5 separate regions of the Homo sapiens genome follow, and regions 2, 3, 4 and 5 are each linked to region 1. Evidence: chromatin loops called from intact Hi-C (ENCODE). Cell type or tissue: Calu3. All regions are shown on one strand.

Evidence for each region. Hi-C counts contacts between places; a loop is a spot of excess contacts. Peaks named below come from ENCODE experiments on the same cell type or tissue, not always from the same donor. Only the 100,000 strongest peaks of a DNase experiment are listed, where the experiment ranks them.
Region 2: it touches region 1 in a loop (8-fold over the local background); 2 of 110 quality-filtered maps call a loop at or near these places.
Region 3: a loop joins it to region 1, with 10 times the contacts of the local background. A loop is called at or near these places in 5 of 110 quality-filtered maps.
Region 4: a loop joins it to region 1, with 5 times the contacts of the local background. A loop is called at or near these places in 2 of 110 quality-filtered maps.
Region 5: it touches region 1 in a loop (5-fold over the local background); 2 of 110 quality-filtered maps call a loop at or near these places.

Annotation. Positions count from the first base shown.
Region 1 is chr7:46,649,498-46,653,497 of GRCh38, forward strand. No RefSeq gene overlaps it. Among named protein-coding and RNA genes, the nearest start is that of IGFBP3, 730 kb to the left of the region's middle. RefSeq lists an enhancer at 1,495-2,694. In Calu3, no CTCF peak of the experiment used is centred here; DNase peaks (open chromatin) are centred at 1,794, 2,264 and 2,914.
Region 2 is chr7:46,491,231-46,495,230 of GRCh38, forward strand. No RefSeq gene overlaps it. Among named protein-coding and RNA genes, the nearest start is that of IGFBP3, 570 kb to the left of the region's middle. In Calu3, a CTCF peak has its summit at 2,142 (motif pointing right); a DNase peak (open chromatin) is centred at 1,471.
Region 3 is chr7:46,543,941-46,547,940 of GRCh38, forward strand. No RefSeq gene overlaps it. Among named protein-coding and RNA genes, the nearest start is that of IGFBP3, 620 kb to the left of the region's middle. In Calu3, no CTCF peak of the experiment used is centred here; a DNase peak (open chromatin) is centred at 2,097.
Region 4 is chr7:46,483,962-46,487,961 of GRCh38, forward strand. No RefSeq gene overlaps it. Among named protein-coding and RNA genes, the nearest start is that of IGFBP3, 560 kb to the left of the region's middle. In Calu3, a CTCF peak has its summit at 1,645; DNase peaks (open chromatin) are centred at 1,230, 1,640 and 3,090.
Region 5 is chr7:46,563,054-46,567,053 of GRCh38, forward strand. No RefSeq gene overlaps it. Among named protein-coding and RNA genes, the nearest start is that of IGFBP3, 640 kb to the left of the region's middle. In Calu3, no CTCF peak of the experiment used is centred here; a DNase peak (open chromatin) is centred at 2,398.

The sequences.
Region 1 (4,000 bases):
AGATCCTTCCCACAACACGTGAGAATTATGGGAACTATAATTCAAGATGATATTTGGGTGGGGACATAGCCAAACCATATCAACAAATAAGAGATGATTCTGGAAGTTAAGGACTGGAGTCCAGAATGGTTTGCCAGCACCACCTTAGACAACACAGCGTACCTGCAAGCCTTGGGTTTCTCATCTCCCAAATGAGGATGCTAAAAAGTAAGCCAAAAAAAAATCCCTACCTTCAAAGATTCTGGGAGTCTCACATGAAATGACAAATATGAAAATGCTTTTGCAATTCAAAAATGTTATACAAACATTGCCACTTTTTTCAATATCCTGAACATCCTGAATTGTTAAATAGATCCTTCTAGACACCAACTCTTAGGAATTCTATTTGAATCAGGACAGCCTTGCATGGGCCACCAGACTGCTTGTAAATGCAGAAGATATAATTGAAACTTCATAAAGACAACAGGAAATTTATTTGAAAGTGTTGAATTCACATTGCAGAATGATTTATGCACAGTTACGATTTATGCAGTTAGCTTCTCATGGCTGTATTTTTCCAAAGCTCTGATTAAAACACGATGCAATTCTGAGGTTAACCCCAATCCCTCCTCACTGTGGGTGGGTGAAATCCTTAGCTAAGTTCAATAGTAGAGACAAAACACTTTTCTTTTAAGATTTGGTTATGCTCTGTCTATATTTTTTTCTAAGTATTGCATCTGTTTTACCAGAAATTAGTACTTCCTTTTACAATGACTTTTGTGTGAATTACAGTGAATTCTTGAATTCAGTCTACAATTGCTCAATGTTCGGACATCACTGTTTTCACTGAAAATACTTCTCTAGCTCTAGCTATCACTGTTCCTAAGTTGTTATTGCACAGAGTTAAATAACACTGAGGAAGACATCTTCTTCTTATATGTGCACCCTGCAAATATCCCACAGACAGTGCTGAAGGTATTCCAAAAATTGGTTTCTTCATCAGAACAAATGCGGCAGCAGGAGAAGATGCATAGATAGCCTGGTTTTTACCAGAGCAGAATAATCCCCTAATTCAATGCCATCTGAAAGCAATATTTCTGTTTATTAATAGACATATAATTTATGCTTTCTGTTTTTTATTAAATATTTTTTCCTGGCTCAATAAAACTACTTTTTAAAAATAAATAATCAGAGAACAGAGAATTATTGAAAATTGAAAATATGATGGCTAAATAAAAAACTGAGCAGAATAATGAAACATACCAGAAGATAGAAGGAAAAGAAAGAGAGGAAGGAAGGAAGGAAGAAAATCAGAAAGGAGATAACACATCCAATCAACTGAAGGGGGGAAATAAAGAGAGAATATGATAAGTAAAATTTCCTTCGAGAGAAAGTGAGGTTGAAAATATTTTCTTTTATTTTTAATTAATTAATTATTTCTGTATCAAATAGTACAATTATTTGTATTTTCATGGTACTTTAATGATTTTTTTGAGACAAAGAAGGTTTTGGTAAACTTTTAAATATGTGTCATCATTCAAATTCAATGAAATAGAGGCCCAGGTTTCCAAACCAGTTAAAAATTTGAGCAAAAATATAAAATATGAATTTGGGAAAAAAATCCCCCTAAGAATAAAGATAGGGCTAGCTAAACACAGCATGTTGCCCTGTGGAAGTCTCTTTCACTGTTAGATGCTGTTGGGTAAATGCACCTGACAGCAATAACTTAAGCATACCCTTAGAATGACCCTGTGTGGTAGACACACCTGAGTGTTGTTCCAAGCTCGGGAATCCAGGAGTGGCCAATCTGGTGATTCATTCCTTGTCTATGAGGAACCTCTGAGCCCCTGGCATGTCCTGTGGAACACGGGCTGTATAGAAGATTGAGGATCTGAGTTTTGGTTGGGGGGGGGGGGTCAGTAAATGAAGGTTGTCAGGTGGAGGTCATTACAGGGAGGGTGTTAAGTGAAAATACTCCATAAACTGCATGCTGTTTTCAAGTGGTTGTGGTTGTCCTGCCCAGCCCACCACCACTGTGCTGTGCGTTTACGTTGTCCAGCCTGCTGTCACTGGATTGCTTCTGTCCATAAGGCGGTTCTCCTGCCCAGCCTGCCGCCACTGGACTCTCCCCCCTGTATGAAAGCCCCTAATAAAACCCCGTGTCTCATTTGCTGATTCTGAGTCTTTTCTTTGGCCTCTTGAACCTGGCGCCTTCCCTGCTGAGGTTGATAAGGGTTTGGCACAGCAATGCTCCAGGGACTGATTCATGAGGAAGGAAAGTGAGCTGTACCAGAGAGAACAAAATCCCAGGTGACCCCTCTCTGCCGTCTAGCGTCAAAGATTCCAGGTGATGTTTCCTGGTCCCACCTGCCTGTCTCACTTGCTCTACTCAAGCCTCATTTTCCACATATGCAAAATGGGAACAATAGTTTTGACCTGATTCTCTCAGGTGTGGGCATGATTCATGCAGAAAGTTGATTCATTTGCTGCGTGTTACAAACCGAGTAGGGATTTTCCAGCAAGGAAACAGTGACAGGGCATTTCTTCTTATGAGAACCAGGTATGTGAAGGCAGAGCTATATACCAGTGTTTCACAGATGATCCTACTTTAGCTTTTCAGCAACCTCGTAGCAGAGGTAGAATGTAGCATATCAGTAATGAACAGGCACTCCAGAGGTAGACTTGCCTGGATTGGACACATGGAGAATGGTGATGCCTACCCCAGGCTGAACTGAAAATCTGTTCTTAGAGATGGGGGATAGGCACCTAAGAAAGAAAGTGAGCAGACACTGAGGGAACTAGACCTTTACCCAGGCTCAAAGGAAAAAGAAACATTATTTCAGAAGAGACAAGCATTGTTGGCCAGGAAGAAACAAAATGAAACACTCCAGGCCACTCCACATATTCCTTAAGTGAAACCTGCTTGTCTGCTCACTCCATAAATTATTGGGCTGTCTGCTGTGAGCCCTGGCGTTTACATGTTCATGTATTACATGAACATACTTACCAACCTAACCCGTGGAAATATTACCAGCGGTGATGCAAATGGACCATCTGCCCTCACCAGACACATGAGAAAACCAACCACAAGAAAGGGGGCTGGGGGAACTCCTGGGACACTGAACTCAGAAAAAAACTAATATACTTTGGGGAGCAGGAGAAAACGCATTAAGCAGATTTAAGAAGATGTTGCAAGTATGAAACAAGAATGGCAGCTTTGAATGGCAGAACAAAGAGAAAAAAAGGTCTTAGACATTGTAAGAAATACAGTAAAAAAACAAGTGTGCATGCTCGATAGTCAGATGTTTACTTTGAACACTAAGTTGATTATTAACAAAACTCAGAACTCAAAGAAAAAGTTGGAAAACATGAGACAAAATAATAAAAAAGCATTGACCATATGTCTAAGAGTTAAACATACATCTAAAAGATCAGGTCAGGGATAATGAAGAAGAGGTAAAATATTGAAAAAAGTAAAAAACATATCTGGAAGCTAAAAAATAACATAAATGCTTTGAACAAGAGTCCTTTAATACTGTGTTGGGTGGTTGGATGAATTAGGAAAAGACCTTATTGGGCCCACCTAGAGCCAGTTGATGATTCCAAGTTAGCAAGAAGTTCTGAAAATCTTTCAGTATTAAAAGAATCATAATGAATACCAAGAAGTGGATGTTAGTGTAACATGAGAACTCCCTGAGAAAAATCCCATACAAATATCAGTGTGGCTTCACTTGTGGATTTTTGAGGGAGAATTGCCTGAAGAATTGAATTTTAGTGAGCATCTACATGATTCTCTTTCTGATCTCTTTCTGGAAATACTTACAATGTAGAAGCATAAGTTAGAAAATCAAAATGTTAAAGACAATAGAAAAAAGTTATATTGGCAGGGCACTGTGGCTCACGCCTGTAATCCCAGCACTTTGGGAGGCCGAGGCGGGCGGATCACGAGGTCGGGAGATTGGGACCATCCTGGCTAACATGGTGAAACCCCATCTCTACTAAATAATACAAAAAATTAGCC
Region 2 (4,000 bases), 160 kb before region 1:
TTTAATTCACTGAGCTTCTAGTGTGTGTCTGGTAGACATGGGCACTGAAGATGAATTTTCATCTGTGATTTTATCGTAAGGTATGCAAGTGAACACATACAATGCAGTAAGTACTCCATCATAAAGAGCACCCAGCAAAGAGGATGCACAGCTTCCTCAGACAAAGAAAAGATGTGGCTAGAGATCATTCCTAAGGGAGAGTTAATGACTGGAGATGTGGAAGAATATTTCAGCCAAAGAATAGCCATGATGTGGCAAAAGTCAAGCCTAGAGCCTGTGGTAAAAATCCAGGAAAGGAAGCTGAATGGTTAGGCAAAAGCCAGACAATAAGGACTTTGTGGGAAAAGGATAAGGAGTCTGAATTTAAGTCAGAAATAGAAATATCACTGGCTGTGATTAATTTATGTGCTAGACATCATGTTGTAATTTTATCTTCTCTGATGGTCACAGCAACTCTCTGACGATCTCTAAAAAACATTTTTTTTTTAGAGAAGTAAACCAAGTGACGGCTGGGTACAGTGGCTCATGCCTGTAATCCCAGCACTTTGGGAGGCCAAGATGGGCAGATCATGAGGTCAGCAGTTCGAGACCAGCCTGGCCAACATGGTGAAACCCCATCTCTACTGAAAGTACAAAAATTAGCCAGATGTGGTGGCGGGGGCCTGTAATTCCAGCTACGTGGGAAGCTGAGACAGGAGAATCGCTTGAACCCGGGAGGCGGAGATTGCAGTGAGCCGAGACAGTTCCATTGCACTCCAGCCTGTGCAACAGAGAGAGACTTCATCTCAAAAAAAAGGAAGTGAACCAAGTGACTTACTCCAATTCACTCCATTTTTTCTGAAGCCAATAAAGGATTCACATCTAAATCTTACATAAGTTCTTGCTGTAATAACTGTTTGAGTCCATTTAGGCAACAAAACAAAACACCATAGACTGGGTGACTTATGAAGGAGGGACATTGATCTCTCACAGTTCTGGAAGCTGACACTCTGATATCAAGGTATCAGCAGATTGCTGTCCGATGAGTGGTTACTTCCTGATTCATAAATGGGGACTTCTGGTTGTGCCTTTGTAGGGTAGAAGAAGTAGGGGAACTCTCTAGGGCCTCTTTTTTTTTTTTTTGAGGGAGTCTCACTCAGTTGCCCAGGCTGGAGTGCAATGGCGCAATCTCGGCTCACTGCATCTAGGGTCTCTTTTATAAAAACACTAATACAATTTGTGAGGCTCCACTCTCATGTCCTAATCACCTCCCACAAACCTACTTCCTAATATATCCCCCTTGGGGTTTAGGATTTTAACATATAAATTATTGGAGGATAAAAACATTCAGTCCATAGAAGTCACCAAACTGGTTCTACTCACAGTGTAACTGCAAGGCCAGTGCCAGACTGTCATGAAATAACTACTAGCCTTGAGAATCTAGGAGAATTTATGTTGGAAACTTAGCAATCTGACCTTGCTGTGATGTTCAGGTGCACAATCAATGAACATGACTCATCAGATTACAGACAGATTTTAGTGCTGTGGAACTCAAATGGGCAGTCTCCAATGGCATGAGCTGTGTCAGGCAGACAAGAACGTCATACCAGTCTGATAATTAATTAAAAAACAAAAACAAAATCAACTGGTTCTTCACTAAAGTGAATTTGAGAAACACTTTCTTAGCACTGGAAGTAATTGCTAGAGATGGAGTGAGATTATCATCAGTGTTCTAGAAAAAGATCCCTGGAACCGCTAGGCACTGGTTTGAAGAGAGATGCAAAGGATAGGTCGGGCTCTCAGGTGGAACTATTATAGACAGCACAAGTCTCCCAGAAGGTGAGAGGTGATGGAGCCAGGAACACCACAGTACACATAAGGTGAAACAAAAACATTAATTACCAAGAAGGAAACAAGGAGAAGAATCGGTGCTTTTCTGACAAATTGCATATGTAAGGTAAAAGAGCAATGAGGATCATAACATTTCTGATTTGGAAAACTAGAATGCCAATGATGTCTAGAAAATGGAAGAAGAAATATAAGATGAAAATGAGCACTTTGGGGAACAAGGCTGTGAGGATCGTAATGGGAATGGTGGTTTATTTTGTTCATATCCCAATGGGAGCCAGACAACTAATGAGCTATGGCTATGAAATCAAACCGGATGGGTTAGAATCTGGCTTCTGCCATTCACCCACTAGATGGCCTTAGGCAAATTATTTCTCTTCAGTCTTTGTTTCTTCATTTGTAAAATAGAGATAGAGTGAAGAAAAAATTATTTTACGACGTATTTTTTTCTTACTTGCTAATTTAATAATATTCCCTGAATTTCCATTTTTGTTTGTTTTGTTGCAGTGTATTCTGGTTTATTTGTGTTTGTAGTTTGTTACGTTTATCTATTCTGATCAAATGGTCATCTCTCTGAATTCTTAATAATTAGTTCAGATTTCCATACTTTCACTCAATCAAAGAGGATACCCCTAAATAGAACTTAATACCTAAATATCTGAGACATGCTGGAAGAAAGCTGGAAAAGCAATGTTCTTAAAAAAGTGGGAGATGTTGGATTTCATTTGAAAGGGTATGAACTAACACTTTTTCTTGAGACTATGCTTAAACTGTATTTAAAAACAAATTGGTTTGAAAATACTTAAGAGGAAAATGACTTTTTACCCTCTTATAACAGAAATAGCATGGTTTATGGAGAAATAATGGTTTAGTATCATCTAGGGATTTTGTATAAACAGACCTGGTAAGATGTACGTGGCAAGACACTTCCAGTTTGTCCATTATAGAAGCTTAGGCAAAGTGAAATACTTTCACCACAAACATCTAGAAATCAAGAATAAGATATACTACCACAATTTTACATGAATATCTGATCTTGCAAGGAAGGAAAAGAAATCTCTAGATGCAAAAAAAAAAAAAAAAGGAATTAAAGACAAGACAGTAAACTAATGCTGAGGTTCTTTTGAGAAGAAACAGAGACAGGGAGTATGAATCATGAGCCAGGCTTGGGATTACTGGAGAGAGGATGTTCACACTGGGCCAATGTAATGTGAAGGGTTTGGAAGGATGCCTTTTCTAAAGGCAGAAACTGCCAGGGGCTATATTCCATGACTTTGAAAAATTTGGGTCATTGGTACAGGCAGATAGCAAAAAAGTAAAGTAATATGTCTGTTTTACCTGAACATTTGTAATGGGTGATTGGCAGCTATCAAAACATTCAATTGTGTGATCCTGTACATAATGTTTGGAATTAAAAACAATAGTATAAGAGATTATTAAAGGAAATTAAGGAAAATTAAAGAAGATATAAATAAAGTAGAAAAGCATTCCATGTTCATGTATCAGCATATTTAATATTGTTTAGATGGCAATTCTTTCTAAACGAATCTACAGATTGAACACAACCTCTACCGAATTCCTGATGACTTGTTGTGGGGTTTTTTTTGCAATGATTTCCAAACTGTTTCTAAAATTCACATGGAAAAACACAGGACGCAGAGTAGCCAAAACAATCTTTAAAAAGAAGAACAAATTTGGAGGACTCACAATTCCTAGTCCTAAAACTTGTTACAAAGCTATAGTAGTTAGGAAAGTGGTACTAGAGGGGGCAGACTTTTGTTTGTTTTGTTTCATTTAATATGCAACACAAAGTTATAAAAAAGAGAGTGGCACTAGAATAAGAATAATTGCATCATCAGTGGGATAGAATTAAGGGTTCAGGAAAAAAAATCTCTTGCATTTATGATGAACTGACTTTCAACAAAGGTGACAAGGAAAATAAAAGGGGAAAGAATAATCTTTTCAGCAAATAGTGTTGGGGCAACTGAATATGCACGTGCAAAAGAATAAAATAGGACACCTTCGCTACATCATTGTAAAAATTACTCAAACATATCAAAGACAAAAATGTAAGATCTAAAACTATAGAATGTTTAGAGGAAATAATAGGAGTAAATCTTCATAACCTTGGTTTAGACATTGATTTTTAAATATATGATAGCAAAAGCACAAG
Region 3 (4,000 bases), 110 kb before region 1:
TCTTCTTCTCAAGCAGCCAAACAAGCACTGGCCCCAAGATAAGCAACGTTAAAACAAATGGCATCTCTTCTAGATGCTGACTAACTGACCCCAGCCCCTATTCCGCCAGCTATAACTGCAGCTTTAATTAGACAAAAGACTGATTTCAGTGACTTTATCCAGATAAAAAGACCACAGACCATGGCCTAATTCTGGCTGGTTTACAGAAATTAAGCCCTTTTGTAATTAGATCTATTTGTGTCCTAAATAGACCTATTGATGTACAAGACCTAATTTTAATATATTTAGACGTTAAGTCTCCACCCCAAAATAAGCATGGGCCATATGTTATACAGATGTTTATTCAATACACATGTGTCAGGACCACCTCCGTAAATATTCATAGCTCCCCCTGCAACCTGTTAAAAATGTGTGTTTAATCAACCTGTTGTGATATCTCCACAGGAGCTCTGAGTACAATTAACAGTGGGAAACAAACTTATTGACTTACTTATTGATATCAGGGTCATATATTTTATAGTTATTACTTGTCTATCCCCTGACTGAAAACGAAACAGAACAAAAATGATGACGATTGCAGGAATGTCAAAGAAAGTATGAGTCATCCTTTTCTTGCAATGTTTAGATTATCATCTTAGAGACCACAGTAAACACACAAGAAACCCTGAATGTTGGGTGTATATTCAAAATAAATTGGAAAACATCTCTGCCCTCCAGGACATGAATGAACAAATTAATGCAATGCCCAAACCTATGATGTTACTAAACCAGTGGTTCTCTTTTTTGTTTGAGTCAGGACCCTCCTGGTGAAAAAAAAAAAAAAAAAACTACTCATCATTCTGGCTATGTTTCTAGGAATAGGCCATACTTCTTTACTGTGGGTTATGCTGTTGCTATACAACATACATAGGGTTACAGGATCACTTTTCCCAGATCTTACCCCCTCATCCAATGATGCTTTGACATGTTACCCCTGTGATCCCAGGAACACAGAAATATTTCAAACTCCAAGAAAGTAAGTTCCATTCCTCAGGCACCTAGCAAGGCCTGCAGCCAGCAGGAAGTAGTCAGAATGAAGTCGACACCCTGATACCCCGTAGAAATGGAATGGACATTGACAGTGGGAAGTTTGTAATCTATATGGCCAGTTTGCTAGCTTACTCTATATGTGTGGACTGTTTCTGGGCTCTTCATTTATTCCATTGATCTATTCTTCCATCCTTTTATCAACACCACAAAATCTTAATAATGTAATTATCAAATAATTGTGAATGTCAGCTGATGCAAAACCTACTTCCTTTACAAGAAGATCTTTGTCATTCTTGGCTGTATACAATATAATACTATATCAATTATAGAATCATCTCATTATGTCTCTCTGTCTCTCTTTCTCTCTCCTCTCTCTCTCCCTCCCTCCCTCTCTCTTTCACACACACATACCAATGCACACACGTGCACACTCACATGCACACACACACACACATGCTCACACACATACACACACATCCTGCAAAGATGTTTATTGTTACCTCACTAAATCTACACATTAATTTGAAGAAACTTAACATCTTTTCAATGTTGTGTCTTTCTAAGTGTAAACATAATATTTAGATATTCTTTAATTCATTCCAGTAATGTTTTATGTATTTTTTTTCTAGAGATCTTGTTTCTACTTTGTTAGACTTATTCCTTGGTATTTAACATAATTGAAGTTATAAATGGTATATATTTTACTTATTTGTATACGGACATTCAAATCTATAAACATCCTTTTAAATTTTGCTTTAACTTTATTCTAGAGGTTTTGATATGTAGTGCCTGGCACATGATAGGTGGTCAATAAGTATCTGTGGAATTCTCATTATAAGGGTTGAGCAGGTTGACCTCTGAGTTCATTGTCAGTTATGACTATCTAGAATTTTTGGATGTTGTAGTTATGTCAAGTTTTCTATTACATAGTTAAATGTAGGAAAATGCCCAACAACCATGGTTGCATTTTGGTATTTATTTAACTTCTTAAAACTTGTTATCACCATGGTGTTGAAAAAAAATTCTTTTGAGCTTTTTCACTAATCAAACAAATGAGTCACTAAAGAGGCTGGTGATGAGTCATCTGAATGCAAGCATTTATCCCAGTTATGCAAATGAAAGATCTGATTAGAGTGGTAGATCCAAAATCTGAGTCCCAAAGTTCACCAAGGTGAAACACTTTTAAAACCTCAGAGTGGTCGTCAATTTATTAAAAATTTAGTTATAAGATAGATGACTACATCCATGATTAGGAAGATTAAGGGACAATTTAGTGCTTCTATGGTCATTTTATCTATAAGCTTTCTTTTGACCCAAGCTCTCCTTTACAGCAATGAAATACAATATGAATAATATTCACTTGTGAAGTCCACAAAAGATTTTGTCTTTTCTCATGCCATACAGGTGGCCCAAACCAAATTCATGGTTCTCCCTCAAATCACCACTATCCTCCCAGTGACTCAGACTTTTAATTTCCTTGATATTCTGTTTAGTTAACAATGAAAATTAGTGTTTTAATTATACAGGTTTAAAAATGATAATACGGCTGATCGAAGTATAAAGAGATAAAAATCACTTGAAATTAGACCATCTTGAAATAAATACTGTAAACATTTTGGTGATCATTTATTCATGCACATCTTTATATGTTTAAATCACCATCTTCATATAATACTTTCTTTTTGTCTTGGACGTATTTTACTTTTTTATGGCATTACCCCTCTCTCATTCCTCATCACATGCATCAATATCTCCAAATCACCAGATATACAATGTTAACAGCAAGATGTGTATCCTTCCATAATATTCTTCATCAAATGAATATATGTTCATATACAGCTTTTTCATTGTCTTGTGTTTATTTAAAAACAAAGAATATATTCAGAACTCTAAAACCCAGTAATAAGGTAACAAACAACCCAATTAAAAAATGGACAAAAAATTAGAACAGATACTGAAGAAGGTACTAAATAGATGACAAATAAGCACATGAAAGAGATGCTCAATATCATTAGTCATTATGGAAATATAAAGAAAAATCACAATTATATACTTACTAGAATGATCAAAATTGGAAACAATGACTACAAGGGTGCTGACAATAATGTGGAGGAACTGAAACTCTAATCCACAGTCTGTGGAAATATAAATTGGTACAATCACATTGGAAAACAGTTTAACAGCTTCCTATAAAGTTAAACATCCACTGACTATATGATAGTCTTCTCATTTGTAGGTATTTTTCCAAGGAAATGAAAGTATATGTTCATGCAAAGACATGTACAGGAATGTTCAAAGTAGCTAATTTTGTAATAGTTCAAAAGTCAAAGCAACCAAATGTTCATCAAGTGAATGGATAAACAAATTGGGTTGTGTCCACACAATGGAATACTACTCAGCAATAAAAAGAACTCTGATAGAAGCCAAATGAATAAATCTCAAAATATGATGAAAGAAGCAACACAAAAAAAGTAAATACGATTCTATTTGTATAGAATTCCAGAAAAATTGGAAATAATCTACAAAAAGGAGAAAGTAGTGGTTCCCTGGGGATGGAAGGGGCTTTGGAAGGGCAAGATGGAGAAATTACACAGGGACATGAGGACATTTTCAGTAGTAAAAGATATGTTCATTATCCAGAATGTGTTGTTGGTTTCATGGGTACACATATGTCTCAGAAGTTATCAAATTGTGTAGTTTATTATGTGTAGTTTATTTAAATATACAAAAGTCAGTTTATATATATATATATAACTCCTTTTAATTGGCATATGACATTCAATTGCATACATGTTTCATAGTTTATTTAAATACTTCTCTACTGATGTATATTTATATGTTCCCAGAGTTTTACCACCACACTAGTGATTACATATATACATATATAATATATATACACACACACATATACAAGTGTGTGTATATATATATAGAAACTATATATACACACACCAGCACACATGGATAATAG
Region 4 (4,000 bases), 170 kb before region 1:
CTCTTACTAAGTTTGTCCATTATGCCTTCTAATAGTTCTCCAATATTCCATCTCATATTCATTCTTCTATGATTAACCTTGCTTAAACTGTTGTCATAATTTCTGTGACTACAACATAAATCTTCCAAATGGATCCTATCCTCCAAGTCTCTTTGCTCTATCCCTGAGTTGTCCAATACACTAGCCAATGGCCATATGTTGCTACTGAGCACTTGAAATGTGACTGGTGTAACCAGTTATCTGAAGTTTTAGTAGTATTTAATTGCATTAAATCAAGAAAATATAGATACTGAATTCAGTTGTTAGAAAACTTAAGAATCTCTGGTTGAGCATGGTGGCTCATGCCTGTAATCCCAGCAGTTTGGGAAGCCGAGGCAGTTGGATTGCTTGAGCTCAGGAGTTTGAGACCAGCCTGGGCAACATAGTGAAACCCTGTCTCAATCAAAAACACAGAAAATTACCTGGGCATGGTGGCATGTGCCTGTGGTCACAGCTACTCGGGAGGCTGAGGTGGAAGGATGACTTGAGCCCAGGAGGTGGCAGTTGCAGTGAGCCAAGATCACACTGCCTCACTCCAGCATGGGCAACAGAGCCAGACTCTATCTCAAAACAGAAAAACAAAAAAACAAAAGAGAGAGAAAAAAACCCTTTCAGAATCTCTGAAAAACTCCGGCATGTGAATGTACTCTTCAACTTTAAATTTAATGAAATCTAAACACAGATCGAGTAATTGTGATGAGTTTAGCATCTGTAAATAAAAATATGCTTTATGTGTAAAATACATGCAAGGTTTCAAACACCAAGTACAAGAAGAGTAAGTGTAAACTATCATTAATAAATTTGTGTACTGATGACATTTTAAATGACAAAAGTTTGAATGTATTGTGTTAAATAAATTACATTATCACATTTATTTCACTTGTTTCTTGTGGCTATTAAAGAATTTTAAAATTGCCTTTGTGGATCACACAATATTTCTATTGTTTGTTTCAACCAATCCATGTTCCACCTCTCAATCCATTGGCTGTCTCTCGATCCATATTCCACCTGCTACCAGCAAGTGAAGTGCTCTGCTGACTCTTCACTTCCTCCTTCCTGACATCTGCCTGTGGAATAGAGCCTAGTGTTCCCTGAAGCCTGACTTCTCTGCCCTGCCCTGGGCACTGCAGGTGGAAGTTTCCACATCACAACTCGAAGGCTACTAGTGGAAACACTTCCTCTCCCAACACCACCCCCCGCATGGGGCACTCTACTTAGAGGGTTGCTTTTCTGTCCCCTTCTCTGCCTCAAAGTCCTTTCCTATTACTCCTTTAAGGCAAAATAAAACAAAAACACAAAGCTGGCCAAACTGTATTTGTCATTTTAGAACCAGCTCAAGGGTGTCATTTTCTCCAAAGTGCAGTTGGTGCCACTACCTCCTCCTTGACAGGTAGATCATTGCCCTGGGCTGTGTCCCACTGGGTCGCTTTCCAAAGTAAGTCATAGTAACACCTGCATGCTATCTTTCTCCCCTACCAGGGAGCTCACTATCTCAGAAACCCAGGAAGCTCCTTTCTAAGGAAATACTTGGATGAATAAATGAACTCAACAGCAATGCCAGTGTTACTAATTCACAAAGATAAACAAAAATCCTCCTGCAGGTTGGAATGCACAGTGGTTTGACCAGGCATTTTTTTCCCATATTTGGAAAACTGGCAAAAGCAAGGCTTTATGAGATACAGGATCAGAAAAAAATGAGAGCAGGTAATCTAAAAAGCGTGGTCAGGGCAGTACAGCTGTGGTTTTTGCAAAGTAGCAATTGCTGTCCATGGGTCAATTGTCTTATCTGCCTCTGCCACAACTACTGTCTTTTCTCTGTGTTCATGGCAATTCCCTGACTCTTTGGCCAATGCATTATCTTTAAAGATATTTAAACATATACAATCCAGCCTTGTTAGCCTGAGGTCCATTCTGCCTTTTCTGAGTAGTTTTTTATCAACCTACCACCTGAGTCACTAACCACTTACTATAAATTTACATCAATCACATTTCCTCCATTCCTGAGTTTATGTGGCCACGTGATAAACAGGCTCATACATTGGTGTGTCTCATCGCAATTTTTAATGTTTAAAAAAAGGGTGTAAATGCTTAAAATCATATTTTCTAAATAAGTGAAACAAATGTTAAGCTTTTAAAAAATTTCGATTTCTTACTTACAAAATTTATTTGTTCTTAATTGCTGAGAGTTTGAAATCTGTGCCTGTCTGAATCTTTCATTCACATGGACATAGACATTATCATCCAACATGAAGTGACAAGGCATTTGACAGAGTGAACATGGAGGAAGGCCACTCTTATCAGTGTGAAAGATAGTTGCATCCTATGAGGATAGAAGACACAGAAGATAAAATCTGAAATACAATAAATATGCACTTGTTTATATTTTTCTCTTCTATAATTACCATAGTGACCTCTTACCTGATAAAAATGTCAACAGAGATGGTAGAAGATGGGTCTCAGCTGTGCTCTCAACAGATTCAACATGCAGAAAACTAGTTTTCAGGGTCACAAAAGTTTAACTCATTTAATGAGCTTATTCTTACATGCCATTATTGAATTAAAAGCATGATTTAGTACTGCAGGGTGGAAAAAAGCAAACTGCATTGCTTTGACAGATAAATTCCTCTCTAGCTTCTTTTAGCAATTCCTAGCATTTGGAATCGCTTCCTATTTAATATTTTTTGTTGTCCTTTTTCATTTTTATTCTCAGTAGTCATTCTAAATGTCTTTTTAAACTCATAATGATTTAAACTCCTAGGAGGCTGTGTGAACTTTGACAAATGACTCAACCTTCCTGGATGTCAATTAAACACTACATATTTGCTGGGCTTTAACAATCTAAATAAGATTTTATTCTTCCTTTACAGATACCTTGACATCTCTTATTCTTCCACGTCTTCATAAATTGTATGTCTAACTTTCTCTGTTGGGATGTTTGCACCAATAACACAACAGTGGTTCTCTGACTTGAGTGTGCCTTAGAATGAGCTGGAAGTCTTGACACAACGCAGGCTGCTGGGCCCAGTCCTGAGGTTCTGACTCACTAGGTCTCGGGTGGGGCCTGAAAACTCGTGTTACTCACCAGCACCCAGGAGCTGCTGATGCTGCTGATGTGGCTACCACAGTTTCAGAACCACTGCAATACAGACATCTTCTCAAGGGTGCAGAACACAGAGCTTAAAAGATGTTTGCATGCTTTACAAACATATTAAGATCCAAATGTCCATAAAGAAAGATGTTCATCTCCTTACCTTTTAACTGATGTCCAGATCACCTATTCAGGTTATCTTTGGACTCGGAGATGAGGTGATACATGTGGAGAATTTTCAAACAGTAAAAGCAAGTGATATGCATGGAAGGGAACATGACCATCAGTAGCCAGTCATGACTAATTCTGAAATTTAATCTTTCAAGGCTCCCTCATTCCTCCTTTTGTCTTTGACTCTGCTCTTCTTACCTGCCGGGTGTAAAGGCAAACAGCACCTCTTTGAGCTCAGATGTGTTCTTTACTGGCTGGGAGGCCATGGGCACCTTACCTCAGTTCTCCCAGTGGAAGAACTCCCATAGAGACACTAGATGGTTTGTGAGGGAACCCCAGCTTTGATTTCATGACTCCTGCATTTGTATTTTTAAGTATAAATTACTGTCAAGTAAACTCTTCTTCACACAGAATGTGAAATTCATCTATCCTTCTGCCCACTCATGCATTTATTTATGTATTAATTTAAGAAATATTGATTGATGGCCAGGTATGGTGGCTCACACCTGTAATCCCAGCACTTTGGGAGGCTGGGGCAGGTGGATCAGTTGAGGTCAGGAGTTCGAGACCATCCTGGAAAACATGGTGAAACTCCATCTCTAGTAAAATTACAAAAATTGGCTGGGTGTGGTGGCACACATGCCTGTAATCCCAGCTACTCAGTAGGCTGAGGCAGGATAATTGTTTGAACCCAGGAGGCAG
Region 5 (4,000 bases), 86 kb before region 1:
GGCCATATTTCCCAAAGTAATTTATAGATTCAATGCTATCCCCTTCAAGCTACCATTGACTTTCTTCACAGAATTAGAAAAACCTACTTTAAATTTTATATGGAACCAAAAACAAGCCCATATAGCCAAGACAATCCTAAGTAAAAAGAAGAAAGCTGGAGGCATCCCGTTACCTGACTTCAAACTATACTACAAGGCTACAGTAACCAAAACAGCATGGTATTGATACCAAAACAGATATATAGACCAATGGAACAGAACAGAGGCCTCAGAAATAATGCCACACATCTACAACCATCTGATCTTTGACAAACCTGACAAAAACAAGCAATGGGGAAAGGATTCCCATGTGCAGAAAACAGAAATTGGACCCTTTCCTTACAACTTATACAGAAATTAACTCAAGATGAATTAAATACTTAAAAGTAAGGCCTAAAACCATAAAAACCCTAGAAGAAAACCTAGGCAATACCATTCGGGACATAGGCATGGGCAAAGACTTCATGACTATAACACAAAAACCAATGGCAACAAAAGCCAAAATTGGCATATGGGATCTAATTAAACTAAAGAGCTTCTGCACAGCAAAAGAAACTATCATTAGAGTGAACAGGCAACCTACAGAATGGGAGAAAATTTTTGCAATCTATTCATCTGACAAAGGGCTAATATCCAGAATCTACAAAGAACTTAAACAAATTTACAAGAAAAAAAACAAACCTATCAAAAAGTGGACAAAGGATATGAACAGACACTTCTCAAAATAAGACATTTATGCGGCCAACAAACATATGAAAAAAAAGCTCATCATCACTGATCATTAGAGAAATGCAAATCAAAACCACAATGAGATACCATCTCATGTCAGTTTGGTGATCATTAAAAAGTCAGGAAACAACAGATGCTGGAGAGGATGTGGAGAAATAGGAATGCTTTTACACTGTTGATGGGAGTGTAAATTAGTTCAAACATTGTGGCGATTCCTCAAGGATCTAGAACTGGAAATACCATCTGACCCAAAGGATTATAAATCATTCTACTATAAAGACACATGCACACGTATGTTTTTTGCAGCACTATTCACAGTAGCAAAGACTTGGAACCAACTGAAATGTCCATCAATGATAGAGTGGATAAAGAAAATGTGGGACATATACACCATGGAATACTATGTAGCCATAAAAAAGGATGAGTTCATGTCCTTTGCAGGGACATGGATAAAGCTGGAAACCATCATTCTCAGCAAACTAACACAGGAACAGAAAACCAAACACCACAAGATCTCACTCGTAAGTGAGAATCGAACAACGAAAACATGGGTGCAGGGATGGGAACATCACACACCGGGGCCTGTCAGGGGGTGGGGGACAAGGGGAGGGATAGCGTTAGGAGAAATACCTAATGTAGATGATGCGTTGATGGTTACAGCAAACCACCATGGCACGTGTATACCTATGTAAAAACCTGTATGTTCTGCCCCTGTATCCCAGAACTTAAAGCATAATAAAAAAAAATTGTAATTGAATCCAACAGGAGAGAGAAATACATTAGACAACTTAAAAATGAATATTATTTTATTTTTCTTCCCCACTCATTTCCTGACACTCTAACCACTATATGACATTAATGGTCTCCACAGAGTTCCATGACCTCAAATCTCTTCCTGCACTGTACTTGCCATTACAATCAAGCACTATTCTGCTACCAGAAATATCTTCTCTAAATGTTATTGTCTTTAACAACAAATGAGGAAACAAAAACAAAATAAGAATGACAACAAATGTGTAATGATGAATTTCTGCTGGCTATATGTGAGGTACCCGTTCCTGCATTACTCCAAAAATCAAATCTCGGGCTATTTCACCACTTTTATTTCCATAGATGATTCCTAGAAACTTCCCTTTTCTTTAAAAGAGCCACATATTTGCCCACCTCTTCTTTCACCCGGAATGTCTTATTTTTTTCTTATGTGTATCTATATACAATCTTACCCTTCTAAAAAGCAAACAAATTTTAAATGCATTTCATTAACCCGTTGCCTGCATGCAAATTCTCCATCTTCTGAGCTTCCATTGCCCTTTACTTTTTTGTCTAGTTTATTGTTTTGACCTATGATAAATAGGTACATGGTGGTGTGGGGGTGCGAGAGAGAAAGAGGCAGCTGTATCTCTTGGAAGCAACTTGAAGAGAGCAGAAATAAATGTGTGTTTCTTCTCTTAGCCTCTAATAGCTTTTGCCATAGTGAATTATACAGAGCAGGGCTCAAATATGACAACTTGAAAATGTCTTGGGTATGGAAGAGAACAGATCATGCAAGGAGCTGTTGTGGCTTTTTCAGAGGGTGTGGCTATGAAAGTTTCAGAATCTGAATGTGATTAGTTGGGTGGAGTGAGGTGGCGTAGTTCCCTCAAGTACCTGTCAGCCAAGCCTCATATTTCTCAGGTATCTAATGAGGCAGGAATGTTGAGCGTGATCATGGGACAATTATACACCTCTTTCCACTTACAAAGCCTCTGCTTATCAGTATTTAATGATTTATTTCAGCCTTGCTAGGCCTAATCAAGACAAGACACATTTTGCACAGTGCATCTAGGCAAATGACAAAAGAGAGGGCAGCCACTGCCTCTGTAACCTGGTGTATTTCATGTGAGTATCACATTTCCTTTCTCATCATGTGTTTTTTTCCCCAAGTGAATTATGAGATCACTGGGTATATTTCATTTTATCAGATGTAGATGCATTTTCTTTATCCTCTTGAAACATATTTTAATCTAGTCCATTAATAGAATTTAAATAAAGCCCTTTGAAAATGACTAAGTATTGTGCAACAGGAGAAAAACTAAGTACATTCTGAGCTAGGTCTCTATTCACAATTTGCACGTAAAGTCTAGCAGGTAATGAGCTTAAGTTCAGTTACGTGTTTGACTAGGAGGCCTGAGGACATCAAGGAGAGTAAACATGTAATATAAAACACATGTAGATAAACGTAAATATGTGAGCAAATTCCTCAGCATGTAAAAGTTTAAAAGTATGTATATAAAGCCCAAATACGTAAACATACTCTTTAAGAATATTTTAGAGATTCAATTGCTGGGCATAATTTACAGCCCAGGTATTTCAGCCATTTGGCTTGTAGATGAAGGAAACAATCACAAGCAGAATCAGTGAATTACCTACCATCCTACAGGAAGTTAGCATAAGTCATGAGCTTCAGAACTTAAGCCTGAGTGAGTGTTCAGGCTCCCTGTCCTGTTCAATGTGAACTGTATCTGTGATTCTCAATTCTCTACTTATTATATCCATAAAGCAGTTTTTCAAAGAATAGGAGTCCTGACATTATAAAAGCACTCCCCTCCTTTCTTAAGAAGATGGCCTATCTGGGCAGGCATTCTGCTCTATATTTATCATTTGTAACATGTTTAGAGACAGCAATCCTTGACTTTGGGGAGATCGTAGAATCCTCTGACTATCTCATGAGACATTGGCATCCTCTCCTTAGAAAAATAAGCTTCGGTGCACACACTCAGCTTTTCCTATAATTCCTAGGGAGGGGAGCAAAGATTTCAAGTTAAGAAAACTTAGGATGTCATCACTTTGTCAGTGATCTTCCAAATTATTACCATCTGAATTGAGCCTAAGAAACTGCCATTTAATAAAAAATGTAATGTCTGGAACACGGGAGCTGAACAAATGAACAATGAAGATTACTTAAATGCTGGATTGTGCCTTTAAAAGCTGCCCAAATGTTGCAAATTAAGAAACAGATGGTTCAGGTGTTTATAAGTCTCCCTTCAATTCTGCCTTGTAATTTGGTCCAGCCTTGCGGGGTGCTTCTTAGTTTCCTCTTACCTCTTTCTGGTGTTAATGGATAATATATTACTGTAATTTCCAAATGGGAGCCCCACCTGGCCTGATAAGAGTGACGCCCTTGTTTAAGACACATATCTTCAGAGAATACAGTCTTCGGTGCCTACGTGTGAACATTTATGTATATATATCA